Linked DNA regions of Homo sapiens: region 1 is linked to region 2. A link is a loop called in an ENCODE intact Hi-C map of the cell type or tissue named here. Cell type or tissue: B cell. All regions are shown on one strand. Each heading gives the region's core, and the rest is flanking DNA. Links, peaks and the distances in the headings are about the cores only.

What was found. A loop is a pair of places that touch in the nucleus more often than their neighbours do. Peaks named below come from ENCODE experiments on the same cell type or tissue, not always from the same donor. Only the 100,000 strongest peaks of a DNase experiment are listed, where the experiment ranks them.
Region 1: a loop joins it to region 2, with 5 times the contacts of the local background. A loop is called at or near these places in 5 of 110 quality-filtered maps.

Annotation. Positions count from the first base shown.
Region 1 is chr1:64,821,811-64,827,194 of GRCh38, reverse strand. All of the region lies in intron 11 of RAVER2 (ribonucleoprotein, PTB binding 2), which reads right to left. Among named protein-coding and RNA genes, the nearest start is that of RAVER2, 79 kb to the right of the region's middle. RefSeq lists an enhancer at 1-64. In B cell, for the core only: CTCF peaks have their summits at 2,634 and 2,836 (motif pointing right); a DNase peak (open chromatin) is centred at 2,824.
Region 2 is chr1:65,039,353-65,044,736 of GRCh38, reverse strand. It overlaps a transcript of JAK1 not described here. Among named protein-coding and RNA genes, the nearest start is that of MIR3671, 16 kb to the left of the region's middle. In B cell, for the core only: a CTCF peak has its summit at 3,051; a DNase peak (open chromatin) is centred at 3,116; H3K4me3 peaks cover 681 bases; H3K27ac peaks cover 1,377 bases.

The sequences.
Region 1 (5,384 bases), core at 111-5,110, 220 kb after region 2:
AGACGCACAGTGACTAACCCCTGGTGTCTTTACTTACCCTCACTTCCTTGGTGATCTCATCCAATTTCATGCAATTCACAATTATAGCGATTTACAGGAATGCGATGGTTCTCAAATATGTACCTCTAGAGGCCCATAACTCTCCCCTCACCTCCAGACTTGTATAATGAACACCAATAAAGGAACATCTTCACTTAGGGATCTTATGTCTAAAACGTACCCATAAAACTTGCTCCACCCACACAGTCTTACCCATCTCAATCAATAACAAATTCATTTTTCTAGGCCAAAACTCTTGGGGACTTGGCTCCTCTCTTACCCTCGTATACCCCACTGACTCCAGCTTCCAAAAATGTCTCCAGTCCAGCCACATGTCACTGCCTCTGTTGCTTCCAGGCTTGTCCAAGTCAGCATTTTTACTTGGATTGTACCACAGCAGCTCCCTAACTGACCCTGCTATGTTCTACATTCATTATTTAACACAGCAGCTAGGCATGTTAAACTATAAATACAGTCAATTATCCCTCTACTCAAAGCATCCCAGTGGCTTTCTATCTTAGAGTAAAAGCCAAAGTCCTTACAAGGGCCTAAAAGGTCCTAAATTGTCTGTGCCCTCTGCCTCCCCGACCCCACTGTGACATCATCTCCTATTCTCCACTTTGCTCCCTCTTCTTCTGCCCTAAAGGTTGCTTGCTGTTCCTTTAACAGACCAAGCATGTTTCTGCCTCAGTACCTTTGCACTTGCTGTTCCCTGTCCCTGGAATGTACTTTACATAGATATTCATGTGGCATACTCCCTAAAGTTCTGGTCTTTGCCCAAGAATCAGTTTTACTATGAACCCTTCCTTGACCACGTATTTAAACTCCAAGACTTCCCAGACACTCTTTAGCCTCCATCTTATTTTCTCTGCAGCGATCACTATTCCTTTTACTAATTTTTTCCCCTAAATGTAAGTTCCATTCTTATAAGGATTTTGATGTTTTGTTCATTGCCATATCCCTAGTGCCTAGAACAGTCCTGTCATATAGTAGACATTCAGTATATACTGGTTGAATGAGTAAATGAATACCTTTCAAAAAATATTTTCTAAGCATCCATTCCCAGCTCCTTCAGCAAATAGTCATGGGCCATGGTCTCTGACACTCTGACATGGAAAAACTGAACACCGTAATCTACTAGAGCCTACCAAAGCAAAGGTTAATGTGCTTCTCGCTTTGGGCACCTGCCCTCTCGTTAGAATTTCAAATTAGTTGGCTCTTTTAAATGTTGCTCACCAATCCAATCTTTTGCACACATCTACTATGAAACCCATTCTCTATGCAGTCGCTATTTTATTCTTGGATTTTAAAAAGTTAATTTTCTTTTATTAAAGCAAATCTTTTTATTTTCATGTAAATGTAGACTTTCTTTTATCCCATTGATTTCCAAGTGAATGTAGAAACAGAATGTCACAATATCATTTGTTGACTGCCAGTTTTTAATACAATGTATCTTAAGCTCAATTTTTAAGCTCATGTCAATAATTGAACTGGTGGCTAGTTTTCAAAGCCATCGTAAGAATTGGGGAAAGGGGAATCTTGACTATCCCTCAGAAGATTCCTTTGGGATATGTTAATGTCAACAGTGAATTCCATTAGGCTCATCTGCTATCAGTCCAATTAAAGATATTTATTATTGTTGTTCTTCTGAAAAGAATATAAGCATCTAGCAGGTAGCCCTTTAAATACAAAATGAAATTTGTTTTCAGAAAATTCTGCCTCAAGGACTCCTCAGTCTCACCCTTACCTTCAGCCCCACTTCACCTTTTCTAAGTCTTGTCTCTTCAGTGGAGTCAGGTATACGGAGAACCAAAATGGGACTGCACTAGTTCTCCTGAGATCTGAATCAAGCCCCTAATGTCCCTTTCTTATAGCTTCAAGTCCAGCTTTTAGATTTCAGACCTACAGAAACATGAATTAATTTTATCATTATTTCTGCATTAAACATTTTTAAATTTTTATTTAAAAATATAACTTTCTCCCATTGTTAAAAATGTTTCAAAATCAATATGCTTCATTCTGTGACATTAATGATATAATAAAATGTCTCTGTCTGATATATATACATAACAAATGTTTCCAATGTTCATATTCATATTTGCCTCTCAGCTACTTGTCTTTCTTCATATGAATAATGGTTGAGTCCTAACTTTGGATTTAACGATTCATCCCCAAAAAGGTATTGCACAGCACTAATTTTTTTTTTTTTTTTTTTTTTTTTTTGGGAGACAGGGTCTCGCTCTGTTGCCCAAGCTGGAGTGCAATGGCGGGATCTCGGCTCACTAAAGCCTCTGCCTCCCGGGCTCAAGCGATTCTCCTGCCTCAGCCTCCTGAGTATTTGGGATTACAAGCGTGCACCACCACACCCGGCTAATTTTTTGTATTTTCTGTAGAGACGGGGTTTCGCCCTGTTGGCCAAGCTGGTCTTGAATTCTTGACCTCAGGTGATCCACCCACCTCAGCCTCCCAAAGTGCTAGGATTATAAGCATGAGCCACCCCGCCCAGCCGAAATACATTTCAACAGCTTGCTTTCCTTACTTCCAGTTTTTAACCAAAATCACTTTTTAAAAGTACTTTCCAAGTTATTGTCTAGGGTTAATATATAGATAACCTGTGCTCCCATAATTGTTGTTTAAAGTAGGCTTATGTTTTAAAACATATTTTGTATGGTAGGTGTTTGTCACACGATTCGGATCTATCACGGTCCATACAAAAATCCACACAGCATTCATTACATAACACAATGTACTTTTTGGCAAGTCTGTCTGCATTATTTGACCACTGGGTGGCAGCATTAGGCTCCATATGAAAGGACCAAGCATTCATTTTCCAGGTCTTTTGTTCATTTTTCTTTCCTCTTCCCCTCATCACATCATCTCATCATATATTCTGTGGTTGATTCCCTGGAACAGGCAGTCAGCCTCCTGGCAGGGGAGATCCCTGGAATCAGGGTAACACAAGAACACACCGTGCAAGTAGATAACACTGCTGTGCTGCATGCTGGACAACTGCCACATATGGCAAGTGTTAAATGAAAAACAAAAATCAGGCCGGGCGCGGTGGCACATGCCTATAATCCTAGCACTTTGGAAGACCAAGGCAGGCAGATCACTTGAGGTCAGGAGTTCAAGACCAGCCTGGTCAATGTGGTGAAACCCTGTCTCTACTAAATATACAAAAATTAGCTGGGCATGGTGGTGGGTGCTTGTAATTCGAGCTACTCGGGACGCTGAGGCAGGAGAATCACTTGAACCCAGGAGGTGGAGGTTGCAGTGAGCTGAGATTGCATCACTGCCCTCCAGCCTGGATGACAGAGCAAGACGCTGTCTCAAAAAAAAAAAAAAAAAAAAAATCACAACTTACACAGTCATATCAAACAGCTGAAAAACCTCTTACATTTTTCTTTACATTATTGGGACTATGTCAAACTGGAAAGGTGCTTAAGATATATTTTTACCTATTTTAATTAAAAGGGGAAGGGTGAAATGTTTTGTCTTTGACTGATTATAATTAGATGTTAGATTTAGGTGTTTAATAGACATTTAATAAATGGGCTCAAAAGCTTCTCTTTTAAGGTAGACTTCTCCCAACCATTTGACATAGAAGGACCTCAGAATCTGAAATTTCAAACTCAATTTGTACATTCATATTGACAGGATTACATAGCTGACTATAATGCTATTAATAACTGCTAGAGTGTATACTACAAATTTTTAAATAATTTATTTCTGATTTAAGTTTTCCCAATCATAGTTCAAATATTCAAGACATGCAGTTTTTGAGAAAATTCACAGCTCAATGGCAATTCTAATTAATTATTACAACTGACTAGAGAAATGGAAGGGGTAGTCCATTTAAAACTGATTTCTAATTAGACCTAGATCTTGAAAAACTGATCTGATCTGTTTGCTCATAACTAACTACTTTTAGGATCTCTAAAACACTAAATGAAAATGCTATTCTCTGTTTAGTACAGTTGAAGCTTAATTTCTAAAGAGTCCAAAATTTGTTGATTCACAAGGTTCACCAACTTACGAACAACTATCACCACAATTGAATTCTAGAGTATTTTTATCACTCTCCCCTCCCCAAAAAAATCCTGTTAATCATACTCCCCAACTCCTCCTTCCTCCAGCCCCCAATAACCACTATCTACTTACATTCTCTATGGATTTGCCTATTCTGGATATTTCATATAAATGGAATATCATATGTGGACTTTTTGTCTGGCTTATTTCATTTAGCATAATGTTCACAAGGTTCACCAATGTTGTAGCATGGATCAGTACTCCATTCCTTTCTAGTGAATAATATTCCATCACGTGGATATTACCACATTTTGTTTATTCATTCATCACTAGATGGACATTTGGGTTGTTTTCCTTTTTGGCTATTATGAATAATGCTGCTGTGCCAATGCATGTACACATTTGTGTACAGACACAAGTTTTCAATTCTCTTGGATACACCTAGGAGTCAAATCCTGGGGCCATCTGGTAATTCTATGTTTAACATTTGATGAACTGCCACACTCTTCCAAAGCAGCTGCACCCTTTTACATCCCACCAACCCCCAGCACTGTATGAGGATTCCCATTTCTCCACATCCTTGCCTACATTGCTATGGTTCATTTTTCTTCATTCTCTTTTCTTTCAGTTTCTCAGACTGGATAATTTCAATTGACCTACATTCTAAGTTTGTTGATTCTTCTGCCTGCACAAATCTACTGCTGTGCTGTAGTAAATTTTTCATTTGTTATCATACTTTCCAAATCAAGAATTTATATTTGATTTTTAAAAATAATTTCTCTCTCTTTATTGATATTCTCTAAGTGATGAGATGTTGTTCTCGTACTTTGTTTGTTTTTGAGACGGAGTCTCGCTCTGTCACCTGGGCTGGAGTGCAGTGGCGCAATCTTGGCTCACTGCAAGCTCTGCCTCCCGGGTTCACGCCATTCTCCTGCCTCAGCCTCCCGAGTAGCTGGGACTACAGGCGCCCACCACCACACCCAGCTAATTTTTTGTATTTTTAGTAGAGACGGGGTCTCACTGTTGTTAGCCAGGATGGTCTCGATCTCCTGACCTCGTGATCCGCCCGCCATGGCCTCCCAAAGTGCTGCGATTACAGGCGTGAGCCACCGCGCCTGGCCTCTCATACTTTTTAAAAGTTCCTGAGACATGGCTCCCTTTAATTCAAATCGTTGTCTAGTAAGTCCAGTGTTTACACTTCCTTATGGGCAGTTTCTATTAATTACTTTCCCTTTGTGTATGGGCCATACTTTGTCGTAAAATCTTTGTGCGTTCCTGTGTCCAGGATGGTATTGCCTAGGTTGTCTTCCAGGGTT
Region 2 (5,384 bases), core at 147-5,146:
GCCGCCCAAACTGCGTGTACATCTCTCCCCTTGCCGTTGGCCTGTTGGCTACAAACAGCCACCAGCTCAGCAAAAACAACAAGACCAAATTGGAACTACTCTTTCAGGCTCCACTTCCCAAGCCATCTGGTCACCCTGACTTTCCACCACACAGGTGCAGTGGTTTGCAGATTGTCATCAATCTTCACCTTCACTTAAAAGTCACGTTGACTCTCTACAGCACCAAGCTGCCATAAGCATTCTTTTTCTACAGGCAGGTACGTAGGTATTAATCCTAATGTCACACTAACCCATTTGAAAAACTTGCAACTTCATTTACTTTCTCTAAGGTAGACAATAAGCTCAGAAATTGTCCTGAAAGCCAAGGATTTCCTGTGATGGGCTCACTGAAAAACATCTGACCTAAAGCTCACTCTGCACTTTGCCAAAAAGCAGAAACAACCATCTCCACATCACCAGTTCAGGGTCCCAGCCTGCTGAGCCTCCAAACCCAGCCCCATCCATATCTCTAACCTTTGCCAACCACTAGTCTATCCTTGCTTTCTAAAATTATGTCCTTTCAAAAATGTTACGTAAATAGGGCTGGGCACAGTGGTTTACACCTGTAATCCCAGCATTTTGGGAGGCCGAGGCAGGTGGATTACCTGGGGTCAGGAGTTTGAGACCAGCCTGGCCAACACAGTGTAACCTCATCTCTTAAAAAATACAAAAATTCAGCCAGGTGCGGTGACTCACGTCTGTAATCCCAGCACTTTTGGAGGCCAAGGCGGGTGGATCACTTGAGGTCAGGAGTTCGAGACCAGCCTGGCCAACATGGTGAAACCCTATCTTTATTAAAAATACAAAAATTAGCCAGGTGTGGTGGTGGGCCCCTGTAATCCCAGCTACTTGGGAGGCTGAGGCAGGAGAATTGTTGACTCCAGGAGGCGGAGGTTGCAGTGAGCTGCGATTGTGCCACTGCACTCCAGCCTGGGCAACAGAGGGAGACTCCATCTAAACAAACAAACAAGCAAAAAAAAAAAAAAAAAAAAAAAAATTAGCCAGGTGTGGTGGTGCATGCCTGTAGTCCCAGCTACTCAGGAGGCTGAGGTGGGAGAATCACTTGAGTCTGGGAGGCAGAGGTTGCAGTGAGCCAAGATTATGCCACTCCAGTCCAGCCTGGGCAACAGAGCAAGACTTTGTCTCAAAAACAAAAAACAAAAACAAACTATATATATATATAATCATATGCTATGTAACATTTTGGAATTGGCTTTTTTTCAATGTAGAATAACTCCCTGGAGATTCATCCAAATTGTGGTATAGGTTTTTGTTTTTATTATCTGAAGTCTATACATTTAAAAAAGTTTTTCTATTGAGTTTGTTTTATTATTAATGAAAATCTGTAACCAAGGTTATTGAAAGTAGGTGCCACTTCCTAGCTAGGAGACCTTGTGGATTACTTCATATCTCTGAGACTCCATCTCCTCACCTTTAGAATAGGCATAAAAATTAGGACTTTATATTATATTCCCCTTATTAATGGAGGCTAATTACAAAGATGCAATACCATGTCTTCTTTAGTCACAGAGTAACTCCAAGTCCTCATATTTCTGCGATTGGGATAAACAGCAGGTCTCATGCACTGTTTTGAGTGAAAAACATTAGATTCCATGATCTACTTTTTCTGAGACCACCTGTCATTCATATTGTCCTGCAGAAAGGATCTGATTGGGTTGGTTTGTCATTTCCAACATAGAGAACCTGTAATGGGCCCACACCAAACTCCTTGAAAGGTGTTTTCCTCTCTGTGGTTCTCTTGCAGAAGCACTAGGAGAATCTTTACACTTCTCTCTCTGGCCATCAGTCAGAACAAACTGAAGCCGGAGCTTGCCTTGGAGGTGATGCCCATGCGATAGAGGTGTTCTGGCTGAGGCTGATGACCACCTAGCAGATAGGGACTAAAAGCAGAAAAGCAGAGAGTTGAACTCATCCTCAGTTTAGTTCTCTGTAGACCAAGAACAGAAGTTATTTTATCAAACATAGTAAAAAATGAAAAGTCCCCGTTGAGTCAGTGCTCTCAGAAGAGGACTCTGGATTTGACAGGTACCTAGTACTTACTGGACCCGCATCAAAGACAGCTATTCCATAAGGTTGTTATAAGGAGAAAATTCAGTGGCCAGGACAACCTTCGGCCAACTCTAAAGCCCTATATGAAACACCAGTTATTTCACCAAGTCACCTGATGTAACATGAATTCAGTCTTCTCTATGCTTTTTGTGTATGAGCAACTGTAAAAAGAAATTTCTGGGGTGTGTTTGTGTGTGTGTGTGTGTGTGTGTGTGTGTGTTAAATAAGAGTGCCTGGTTTTTCATAACTAAGACTAAGAAAATGAAAAGTATATACAGTTGTCCTTCAGTATCTGAGGGAGATTGGTTCAGGATTCCCTCAGGTAGCAAAATCTATGGAAGCTGAAGTTCCTGATAATAAACGGGATAATATTTGCATTTACCCCATGCACATCCTCTCGTATACTTTCAATCATCTCTAGACTGCCTCTAATACCTAATACAATGTAAATGCTATGTAAATAGTTGTTATACTGTACTGCTTTAAAATTCGTTATTTTTTATTCTTATAGTGTTTTCTGTTTTGAGGGTTTTTTTGTTTTGTTTTTCTTTTCCAGATTTTTTTGTTTTGTTTTGTTTTGTTTTGAGACAGAGTTTTGCTCTTCTTGCCCAGGCTGGAGTGCAGTGGTGAGATCTCTGCTCACTGCAACCTCCGCCTCCTGGATTCAAGTGATTCTCCTGCCTCAGCCTCCCAAGTAGTAGCTGCGATTATAGGCATCTGCCAACATGCCTGGCTAATTTTTTGTATTTTTGCTAGAGACGGGGTTTTACCATGTTGGCCAGGCTGGTCTAGAACTCCTGAACTCAGGTGATCCACCCACCTTGGCCTCCCAAAGTGCTGGGATTACAGGCGTGAGCCACCGTGCCCAGCCCAGATATTTTTGATCCATGGCTGGTTGAATCTTCAGATGGGAGGACCAACTGTATGTATATATAGTATAAGTATTTGCTTGTGTTTCTGAAAGGAGACAGTAGAGTTCAGTACAGAGCTGGAAACTAGCGCCCCATGGTTCCTGTGAAATGTCTGTGTACAGGAACATACAGAATCAGATGATCGCTTCTGTGTTTGCTATGATAAGGGTTACACAGAGGCCATCAGGTAGGAGACGACACAGAGAGCACAGGTTGGAGCACAGGTGGGTCGCTAGGCATATCCAGGGTCCTGGGCTGATACAGTATCTAAAACAGAAAACATCCAGTGCTTACGGGGTACTGGCTCTTTCCTCAGACTCCACATTTGAGATGCAGAGGAACTAAAACTCCATCTTTGTGTATGTAGCAAGTTTTCCCCTTTCAGCTTTGAAAATGAAAGTTTGTTTTAGGTCAGGTTCAGCCTGGGGAAATGAGAAAATCACCCACTGGGATGAGCCCTTCCCCCTTCAACACTGTAAATAGCTTTTTCCACTTGGCGCGGTCTCCTCGCCACGGTAATAAGGAGCTCTTGCTGGCTGCTCCGACCCGTGCGACAGCCAGGCCTTCAGGAGGTCTGGTGTCCCTGCACTTTGTGGTCTCTGAGCAGTCCAGCTCTGCCTGCCATCAGTTTGGGCACTTGACATTTCAGGAAATCCTGAGCCCAGATTGCAGGCCCTCTTTTTCCGTGATGATACCCACTACATTGAAATGATGGATCTGTGATAGCAACAGGAGCGATGATATACATCTTTGTATATCCCTGCCCTCCCCAGACCCCAAGTCCTATATAAAAACTTCACTTCCTGGGCTTCCTTTACCCCACCCCAATATTTGCCATGTTTTCTTGTGTTTCATGATTTTTCTGTCAGCTCCTCTGAAATGTGAGGTCCTTCAAAGCAGGACTATGTTTTTTTTCGTGGTATCCCTTGCCCCTCGCAAAATGCCTAGGACATAATAGGTGTTCTATAAATGTTTGTTGAATGAATACAGAAAAACCAGAGCGCCACTATGGGTAGGTGAGTGGGATGGGGAAGGCCCTGAAATCCAGAGCACAGGGGGACCTGGGCATGTGTGTGTATGTGAGGGCTGAGTAGGGAGATTGTTGTGGACAGAATAATGGTCCGTAGAATAAAGGTCCACATTCTGATCCCTGGAACCTGAGAACACGTTATGTTAAATGCCAGAGGGAATTCTGGTTGCAGATGGAATGAAGGTTGCTCATCCCGATTGTAAGGTCGAGAGATTACTATGGATTACCCAGGTGGGTCAGGGTAATCACAGGGTTCTTACAAGTGGGAAGCAGGAGAGTCGGAGAAGATGTGATGACAGAAGCACAGGCTGGAGTGAAGTGGCCTCGAGCCACAGAAGGCAGGTGGCCTCTAGACGATAGAAAGGTCAAGGAACAGATTCTTTCCAGAGCCTCCAGAAGGAAAGCATCTGTGCTAGCACCTTGATGTTAGCCCTTTGAGGCCCAATTTCAGACTTCTTTTTTTTTTTTTTGGAGACAGGGTCTTGCTCTAGTTGCCCAGGCTGGAGTGTGGTGGGGCAATCTTGGCTCACTACAACCTCCACCTCCTAATTTCAAGGGATTCTCCTGCCTCAGCCTCCCGAGTAGCTGGGATTATAGGTGCCCACCACCATGTCTGGCTAATTTTTATATTTTTTGTAGAGACAGGGTTTTGCCATGTTGGCCAGGCTGGTCTTGAACTCCTGACCTCAGGTGATCCACCCGCTGCAGCCTCCCAAAGTGCTGGGATTACAGGTGTAAGCCACTGTGCCTCTTCGCATTTCAGACTTTTGACCTTAAAAACAACTTGTGTTGTTTTTAAGACACTAAGTTTGTGGTAGTTTCTTACAGCAGCTATTGGAAACTAATACAGAGGCTAAGCCTAGGGGAATGGGGGGAATCCTCAGGAAGGAACCAAATAGAACACATAACCCTGGAAAAGGCAATGGCTGTGTCGGAGAAGCTCAGTCAGCATCCAAAAATACCTTTCCTGCTGAATCACCCTAGATCAAAAGTCATTGACAGTAAGATCACCACTGGTACGCAGCTCAATGTGTGTTGCCTTTAGTGTCCCCAAATAGTGTGAATACCTCTAATAATTTGAGAGAAGCCATAGTAGAATATAGTGTAAAAGAGTCAGTCAAACCTGGGTTTGAGTTTCTTTCTGCCACCTATTGACTGTAGTAGCTTACAAATGATGTAACCTCTCGAAGCCACAGTTTACTTATCTGTAAACTGAAGATAAATCTGTTTCTTAACTAGAAAGATGGTGGTGAGGACTAAATAACACATATAATGTATTTAACATAATGCCTGCCATATAGGAAACATTGGATAAGCATTATCTATTACTAAAA